Regions from separate parts of the Homo sapiens genome. Here region 1 is linked to region 2. The links are chromatin contacts, found by Hi-C or POLR2A ChIA-PET in ENCODE. All regions are on one chromosome and are shown on one strand. The core of a region is the stretch at or near the end of the contact, and the rest is flanking DNA. Distances in the headings are between cores, read along the strand shown. Region 1 has its middle 28 kb from the start of TGILR. Region 2 has its middle 45 kb from the start of PXDC1.

Region 1 (4,395 bases), core at 304-2,803, 88 kb before region 2:
CCACAGTCTGACCTCGGCTCTTCTTCTGACCAAGACGAAGCCATCAAAGGGCTTCAAGCTGACATGTGCTATGATATTTCTGACATCTTAACAGGGTCACTCTGGGAGATTTCCTTACAATATAAGTTGTCAATATAATCCAAGAAAACAATGGCCCAGAGGAAAAGAGTATTACATGACTATTACTGTAGGTCTCACAGTGAGGTGACAATCACAAGCACTGTCTGTGGGGTGCCTGCCATGGGCCAGGTAGTTGGCAGGGGGCTTTCTTTACCCACAACATTTCATCCCGTCCTTGCCGTTGGCTGCATGATGTATTTATTATTATGCCATTTTACAGATGAGAAAACTGAGACTCGAGTCCACAGGCTAACCAGTGGCAGCCTTGGGCCTTCACTCTACGGCCCTTCGCCTCTGTTGTGAGCACGTGCACATCAGTCAAGGCTGAAACGATCCTTTCAATGAAAGAAAATGTGATATTTGGTAAAGTGCCTTGAAAGAAATACTCTCATAATAAGAATTGGTAAATGTTGTCTAATTAACACATTGGCAGTGTTCTTCATGTCATTTCTACATGCCGTTCAACCTGCAAATATTATTTTTTAAAATTAATCTAGTAATATTTAATACTTTTTAAAGGGAGCCTTTGATTAACTTTGGTCCCATCAACAAACACTAATTGCATTAAGCTTTTTGAACAGCCTTTGTAAATGTAATCATTTGACTTCCTTAATTGTCTGATTAACAACAACGAAAAATCTTCCCAAGTACTTAAGTAATAATTCCTGTAAATATAACAAAATCTAGACATATAATAAATTTTAAATTCTCTTAAAATATCAACATAAAATTATAGTCTACATCAACTTTTTAGCTCCACAGTTTAAGTTAGAATTACAAGTTTGACTGACACTCCAGCACACAAAATCCTCTTAAATGTAACAAATAAGGAAAAGGCCAAATATCCACAGATTACCTCCTAACCCCAAGATATCAGAAATAGATTTGATTCATCTTCATCATTTCTACACTTAATGCTGTCTCTTTTCAGGATTACAAGTCATTTTCCCACTAAAAAAAAAAGATTCCGAATAAATTTGGAGTTGAATTTTCAAGTGAATTTTTGGGGCCTCCTTACCAGCTGGCCGAGGTTGCATCATGAGCAGGGATGTTAGCTTGGGTGCAGGAGTTAGAAGTAGAGAGGTCAGGATGATTTTTGTTGATTTTGTACTTGCTAAGTCACTGTCTTGCAAAGGTCAGCTCCTAGTCCTGGCCCCTACATTCGGTCATATGTCACCTGCTTCTGTACACTTAGACATGCCTGCAACCTTGCCAGGTCTCTGTAGCACATGGCTGGATTTAACAACATCGTTTCTGGTCTAATTCTATTCTAAATTCTTTTCATATTCTGCACATTTGCTGCAGCTGTAACTTCCAGCCACTGCTCAAAGATGAAGATGGGGCTTAAAGCTAGACAGTGGAGTGAGGCTAGCCAAGGTCAGAACTGCAGAGATGGCAGGTGTGTATGTGCTGGGTGAGGCCAGCTTGTTGAATGTTGCCATGGCCCGTCCTCCTCATTCGCCTCTGGGAAACACAGGAGGAAACTGCACAAACAGAACCTGTGTGCATCTGAGCAGCTGCATCCTCAGAAAGATCTGGCTAAGGCAGTGACATCATGAAACTGGAATTTCTTTCACTCTGGAGGAAGTGAAAAGAGCTGCAAATGGATCTTTAGGGACTGGTTATTATTCCCTGTTTTAATGGACATTTCTTTCATCTTAAAGTGCATTAAAAAATTGACGTGGCAATATAAATACCACCTTCCCCTCCACCTTTTTTTTTTTAAGCAAGATGTCTCTTGAATTTGTATTTGTTTTGCTACTTAAAACCAAATCTTTAAGGAAAGCCAATGCAAATGCAAGCTCTTCAGTGCTTATGGTCACTCAGTGGACTCCTTAGTTCCCAGCAAGCTCTAGCTGCCCAACTGAACTTCTCTTTGTGGGTTTTCAGAGGGCTGGGGAATGGAAATGGGTTGGTGTGGTTCTCCAGTTTGCTCGTTCTTTGCCGTATGGCAGGCTTTTCACACACAGATGGGCTGCTGAATGTTCTATCATTGCAGACTTGCCTCCAGACCCAGGTATATTTCAAGAGCAGAAACCATTGGCACAATCACCCCTTATTCTGTTTGTGGAAGAAAGTTGCCATCCACACAGAAAATTATAGTTTTGGCCGGGCGTGGTGCCTCACAGCTGTAATTCCAGCACTTTGGGAAGCTGAGGCGGGTGGATCATGAGGTCAGGAGTTTGAGACCAGCCTGGCCAACATGGTGATACCCTGTCTCTGCTAAAGATATAAAAAATTAGCCAGGCGTGGTGGCATGTGTGTGTGATCCCAGCTACTCGGGAGGCTGAGGCAGGAGAATCACTTGAAGCCGGGAGGCGGAGGTTGCAGTGAGCCGAGATCACACCATTGCACTCCAGCCTGGGCAACAGAGCAAGACTCTGTCTCAAAAAAACAACAGAACAAAACAAAAATTATAGTTTCTATACATGTGGGTTTGGAATTTGAACAAGTTATTTTATTCTGGGAATGCTTTATCATCGCCTAAAATGACGACTTCTTTCCTAGTTGTGATTTCTCTTTGCCACGTTACCAGGAGGCACAGAAGGCACAGGGAGGAAAGTTCTGGGTTTTCCTCTTGCGAAACTGAGAAGCCACATTAGGGATGAGGCAGTCATCTGAGCCAGCATCTTGTCTGGAAATAATTATGGCTTGCTCACAAAGCTGTGGAAATCTGCAATGCAGAGAAATACAACATCCTTGCAAACCCAAATAAAGGGCAGCAAATCCTTTTGGACACAGCTGTGCCTAAGACTCCCGGAGTGAAAGGAGCAAAATTGTACCTATGACCCACTGTGTCTATTGGAAACCCTAGAATCAATGTCATGTTCATCACCCTGTTAAATGGCAACAGATTTATGAGGAGAGAAGCTTCCAGAAAGACTGCAGAATTATCTTTTTTGGTGCAGTTTGGGACTTTAATTCTCAAAGGATTAAAACCTGTCCAGGTTCTTCTGGTGTGTTCCTTCCGTCTATACAAGGAGCATGTGATTCTTTAAAAATGTTGACTTTGCAGATCCCAATAGTTAGGTGGGAAATTGAGACACCAGAGAGGCATGAGGTTCCTCATTTAGTCTGGACTCAGTTCCTTTCCTAAATTAAAGGAAATGTACCATGCTGCTGACTTTGTGAGTTTGCTTTCAGTGCATGCTATGTGTGAGGTTGGAGAGAGTATGGGATCAAGCAGTGTTGGGAACAGGCCCCCCCGCAAAATCTGGCCATAAACTGGCCCCGAAATTGGCCATAAACAAAATCTCTGCAGCACTGTGATATGCTCGTGATGGCCATGACGCACATGCTGGAAGGTTGTGGGTTTACCGGAATGGGGGCAAGGAACACCTGGCCCATCCAGGGCAGAAAACCGCTTAAAGGCGTTTTTAAACCACAAACAATAGCATGAGTGATCTGTGCCTTAAGGACATGCTCCTGCTGCAGATTACTAGCCAGAACCCATCCCTTTATTTCGGCCCATCCCTTGTTTCCCATAAGGAATACTTTTAGTTAATCTATAATCTATACAAACAATGTTTATCACTGGCTTGCTGTCAATAAACACGTGGGTAAATCTCTGTTCAAGGCTCTCAGCTCTGAAGGCTGTGAGACCCCTGATTTCCCACTTCACGTGCTGTATTTCTGTGTGTGTGTCTTTAATTCCTCTAGCGCCGCTGGATTAGGGTCTCCCTGACCGAGCTGGTCTCGGCAAAGCAGTGTGACCTGTTTGCAACATCTGACTTTTCCTCTCTATTGAGCCCAGCACAGGGGCCAGCCAGAGCTCACAGTCCCAGCCTAGTAGGGATTGGCTACACAAGTCTTTTGAAGAACAAGCCCAGATGCATATTTATTTTGAGTTGCTCAAGAAACTCGGTTGATAAAATTGCAAGTGTGAGAAGTGAGGCAGGAGAATCTGTAGTTTTATCTCAGTCTTCTCCTGCCACCATGTGTGTTGGAGAAAACAAGTGCACAAGAAACTGGGGCTGGGGGTTCACCAGGGGTGAGGGAATGGGAGTTGGTGTTTAACGGGTACAGAGTTTCCATCTGGAAAGATGAAAAAGTCCTGGAGAGAAATGGTGGTGGTGGCTGCACGACACCGTGAATGTACTCAGTGCCACTGAACCGTCCACTTCCAAATGGTTAAAGGTGGCAAATTTTATGTCCTGTGTATTTTAACATGATGTTTTAAAAACTTAAAAAGTAAGGTAGTGGGAATCTGTAACTCAATTAGGCAAACTCTAAGATGACCCTGCGAGTCCTTCTCCTGGAGCATGTTCTCGAGAA
Region 2 (4,167 bases), core at 975-3,474:
GGGCAGCAGGAAATGCTGGGCGTGCTGTGTACTCAGGGCTCACGGGGTGGGAAGGAAGTGGCCTGGAAGCAGAGGGCTCTCCCTCCAGGCCCCATTGACAACTTGGGTATTATCCTTGGTCCTACACTCTGCTCCCCACCCGACAGATTCTACCTTCTAAAGTTCATCCCACTCCGTCTCCTCATCTTTGCTCCCCATAGCACCATAGTCTGGGCCTACATTCTCTCTCCTAAGACCAGAGGCTGGAAAACTCTTTCTCTCAAGGGCCAGTGAGTGTTTTAGGCTCCATGGACAAGCGGTCTCTGTCCCAGCTGCTACTCAACTGGGTGCCTGAGTTGAAGTGGCCACAGCAGATGCATAAGTGGTGGGTGTGGCCACGCTCCAGTAAACCCCAGGCTGCAGCTGGGTTGTACCCTCAGGTTGTTGCTTGCCAACCCCTGGAAGCATCCGTTAGCCACTTCATCTCCAGTCATTGGCCTGGGTTTTTCTCTTCTTTATATCCCCAGACCCTTACGGAGTGTCTTGCACCTAAGAGATATTCAATAAAATTTTGTTGAAAGAATGAATGAGTTCCCTAATCTAAGCATGCATACCTATGAGGTCATTCTATTACTGAGCTGCCAAATATTGTTTCCAATTTCATTAACTTAAGAGATTTGGAACTCTTTGGAGATTTACTAAGAACTAGAAATCCATTTCTCTCCTAACCACACAATGTACATATTTACTTACTGTTCTAAGCACACTTGTTTTAGAAACACAGAATCCAGCATCTCTTACTGTAAGCATTTTAAAACACCTTCCTGTTAGTGAAGGTAAGCGTGGTAAGTGTGATCAGATCTTAAACAAGAGGAATTTTGTTTTCATTTAAACAAGAGCATCTCAGACATAAGAGAATGATGAAAAGGTCTGTCATTGGCAGGAAGAATACGATATCATTAAACTTTGTGTTCGGTCAGACATATTTTGCATGCCTTTATGGTTAATCATTCTTAGAAGAGATTCCTCACCTTATTACTCCAAATCACAGCAAAAAGGCTTTGTTTTAGCTGTTTTGCTTTCATTTAGAAGGGACGCCATGGGTCACACAGCTTCCCTCTGCCTAAACATCACCTCATGCGGAGGGGTGTGTTCCCTTTGGGACTAAGCTTGAGTGTCCTACCCTGAGAGGGCACAGAGTAAGATTTGGGTGAAGTATCCGCCACCCACATTAGCAGATTCTTCCAAGGTACTATGTTTTAACAGCTGTTAGAGAATGACAGAGCCAAATCCCACCCCAACAGACAAGCAGAGTTTGGGGCTAGACCCCTTAGGTAACTATGCATATCTCAGGGGCCAGCAAGCTGCCATAGCTGGCTTTCCCCGGCTTGTGGGAGCCCATTGTACACATCTGCTCCCAGTGACTTCACACTGGTAGCCTGAAGTGAGTGATGATGGGAGTATTTACACAATGGAAATAGGCCAATGATACAAATCAGGGCATTCTAACACTGTGGGTGTGAGACTGATCAATGTTACTTGGTTCCTGCTTTCAAAGAGTCTGTCTGGGAGATAAAGCATGGACATAGGAGAAGATCCTAATAATGTCAACCTCTCAAAGGGACCTTATGTAAATTTCTTAACCCCTCTGCATCTCAGTTTTCTCATTGATAAAATGGGGGTAATAATACCTCGCAGAGGAGATAGAAGGATTAAATGAAATAATGTATATAAAGCATATAGCTTGTGGGAAGGTTGATAGTATGTACTTATTAAAGGTGACTATTGTTATTACTGACTAACTAAAGAAGAAAGGGTTTAAGGATGAGAAGAGTATCAGGAAATTAAGATCTGAGGCAAGTGAGCCTATGGCAGGAGTTTTAGTCTACAGACTACTGAATAGCTAAAGGGTCAGTGTCAGCCATCTGGTCTACTCTGAAGGCCTAAATAGCATAAGAATCTTCCAGGAGGAGGTTTGGTTCTGCTCCTGGCTCTCATATCACTTCTGCACGTGATGTAAGTGTTCACTCGCAGCCTCATCTATCAAAGAAATCAAAAAATAATCAGGAGAGAAACAGCTGCTATCAAAACCCGCTCAGCTGGCCCCAACCCAAGGTCTCAGGAAGAAGACAACAATACATGGAGCCTACAATGAAATTGGTGTCTATGGAAGCAGGAAAGAATCACATGCCTGCTACAACACGCTCTGAATGGGCTGATTCCACTGTGCTTTCAAAAGGAAGCTCTTACCATGGTAACTGTGTCAATGTGGACACTCTGAGCAAATGCAAAAAAGACACAGGCTAAGCTCCTGTTTCCTTCCAGGAAGTAGAAAATATTGTCTCATGTGTGTTTCTGGAGGATTCTTTTAACAATTTTGTTGAGTTTATACCTTCCTCACCATGGAAATCCAAATTAATAAAAGTAGAAATATTCCAAATTTTACACACTAGGACTTAGAGATGTATCTGTTTATGCACTCAAATGAGACGGCAAGTGAGCAGTTTGCTAACAAAGGACTCCTTTCAGATGGTGTCATCCATAGTTGCCATTGGATATGAGTTACCAGTTAAAATTCTTAGTTGTAGCAGCAGAAACCAGTTTTGCTATTTTAAGCAAGATGGGAATTGATTAAAAGGACATTGAGAAGCTCAAAAATTCTCTTGGCAGGATGGAGAGCCAGGCTTGGAAGTAACGCCCCCAGGAAATCCCTCCCCTACCCACTCCAAATAATGCCACCACTGATACTGCAGGGCATCGCCAACACTAGCGGCACTCCTGACACTGGACGTCACCAGACTCCAGCTGTGGCTGCAGCCACAGCCGCTGTCAAGACTGCCTGCGGAAACTGGACATAGCTCCTGGCTTCTTCACTAGCATGGATTGTGTACCACCTCTATTTCTATATACTATGAGCTTCTTAAGCAAGGCTTGGCATGGGTGCGTATGATTGGTGGAACTTACATAATACGCCCATTCTGAATTGCATAGGAAGCTGAGAAAGTGAGAAGTTGGCATCATTAGCTTTGCTACCAGGAGTGTTCTCTGCTATTTAAGGTAGGGGATTCCATAAGCATAAGAAAAGGGATTCAAATCAAGTAAGAATGCTTCTGGTTGCAAGTAATAAAATATCCAACTAGGCTGGGCGCAGTGGCTCATGCCTGTAATCCCAGCACCTTGGGAGGCCAAGCTAGGTGCATCACTTGAGGTCAGGAGTTCAAGATGAGCCTGGCCAACATGGTGAAACCCCCGTCTATACTAAAATACAAAAATTAGTCAGGCGTGTTGGTGCATGCCTGTAATCCCACCTACTCGGGAGGCTGAGGCAGGAGAATCCCTTGAACCTGGGAGGCGGAGGTTGCAGTGAGCCGAGGTCGTGCCACTGCATGCCAGCCTGGGCAACAAAGTGAGACTCCATCTCAAAAAATAAATTAAATAAATAAATAAATAAATAAATAAATATCCAACTAAAATTGACCTAAATAAGAATGGCGTATTTTCTCATATAATGAGAAGTCCAGGAGTAGGTGGCTCCAAATTTGGTAAATTTAGTGACAAAGAATGTTAAAGATCCAGATCCCAGCTGGGCATGGTGGCTCACGCCTGCAATCCCAGCACTTTGGGAGGCCAAGATGGGTGGATCACCTAAGGTCAGGAGTTCGAGACCGGCCTGACAAACATGCTGAAACCCCATCTCTACTAAAAATACAAAAATTAGCCAGGTATGATGGTGCATGCCTATACTCCCAGCTACTCAGAAGGCTGGGGCAGGAGAATCACTTGAACCTGGGAGGTGGAGGTTGCAGTGAGCCGAGATCGTGCCACTGCACTCTAGCCTGGGCAACAGAGTGAGACTCCATCTCAAAAAAAAAAAAAAAAAAAAAAAAGAAAAATTTCCAGATGCCTTCTATCTTCTTGCTCCACCATCCATAGAGCACAGACTTTTGCCTTTAGGCTTAGGTCCTTATGGTTAGGAGATGATGGCCATAGCTCCAGACATTACAGCCTCACATATGCAAGTCCCAAGAGTCGTGTTTCTCTTTGCACATCTCTTTTTATCAGAGAAAATACAATATAGAAAGTGTCCCCTTTTGTCTCTCTGGCCAGGAATAGGCCATATAACCTTCCTAATTGCAGAGGAGACTGGGAAATGGAATACCTGACATTTCAGCCTCCATAGTGCAAAGT

What was found. Hi-C counts contacts between places; a loop is a spot of excess contacts on that map. ChIA-PET counts read pairs that join two places held with the same protein, here RNA polymerase II (POLR2A). Pooled maps may share reads with other maps.
Region 1: a map of endothelial cell of umbilical vein shows a loop between it and region 2 (10-fold over the local background). The contact joins two enhancer-like sites. A Hi-C loop is called at or near these places in 2 of 168 maps with a recorded cell type or tissue (HepG2 and endothelial cell of umbilical vein) and 1 of 50 pooled maps. POLR2A ChIA-PET finds 5 or more read pairs at or near these places in 4 of 52 experiments (AG04450, PC-9, activated CD4-positive, alpha-beta T cell and 1 more).

What each region holds. Positions count from the first base shown.
Region 1 is chr6:3,881,397-3,885,791 of GRCh38, reverse strand. No RefSeq gene overlaps it. Among named protein-coding and RNA genes, the nearest start is that of TGILR, 28 kb to the left of the region's middle. Within about 2 kb of position 1,553, at least 5 of the 41 ENCODE cell types and tissues checked have a DNase peak (open chromatin) inside an H3K27ac peak, as active enhancers do; they include endothelial cell of umbilical vein, where a contact is called at or near this core.
Region 2 is chr6:3,794,593-3,798,759 of GRCh38, reverse strand. No RefSeq gene overlaps it. Among named protein-coding and RNA genes, the nearest start is that of PXDC1, 45 kb to the right of the region's middle. Within about 2 kb of position 2,224, at least 13 of the 41 ENCODE cell types and tissues checked have a DNase peak (open chromatin) inside an H3K27ac peak, as active enhancers do; they include endothelial cell of umbilical vein, where a contact is called at or near this core.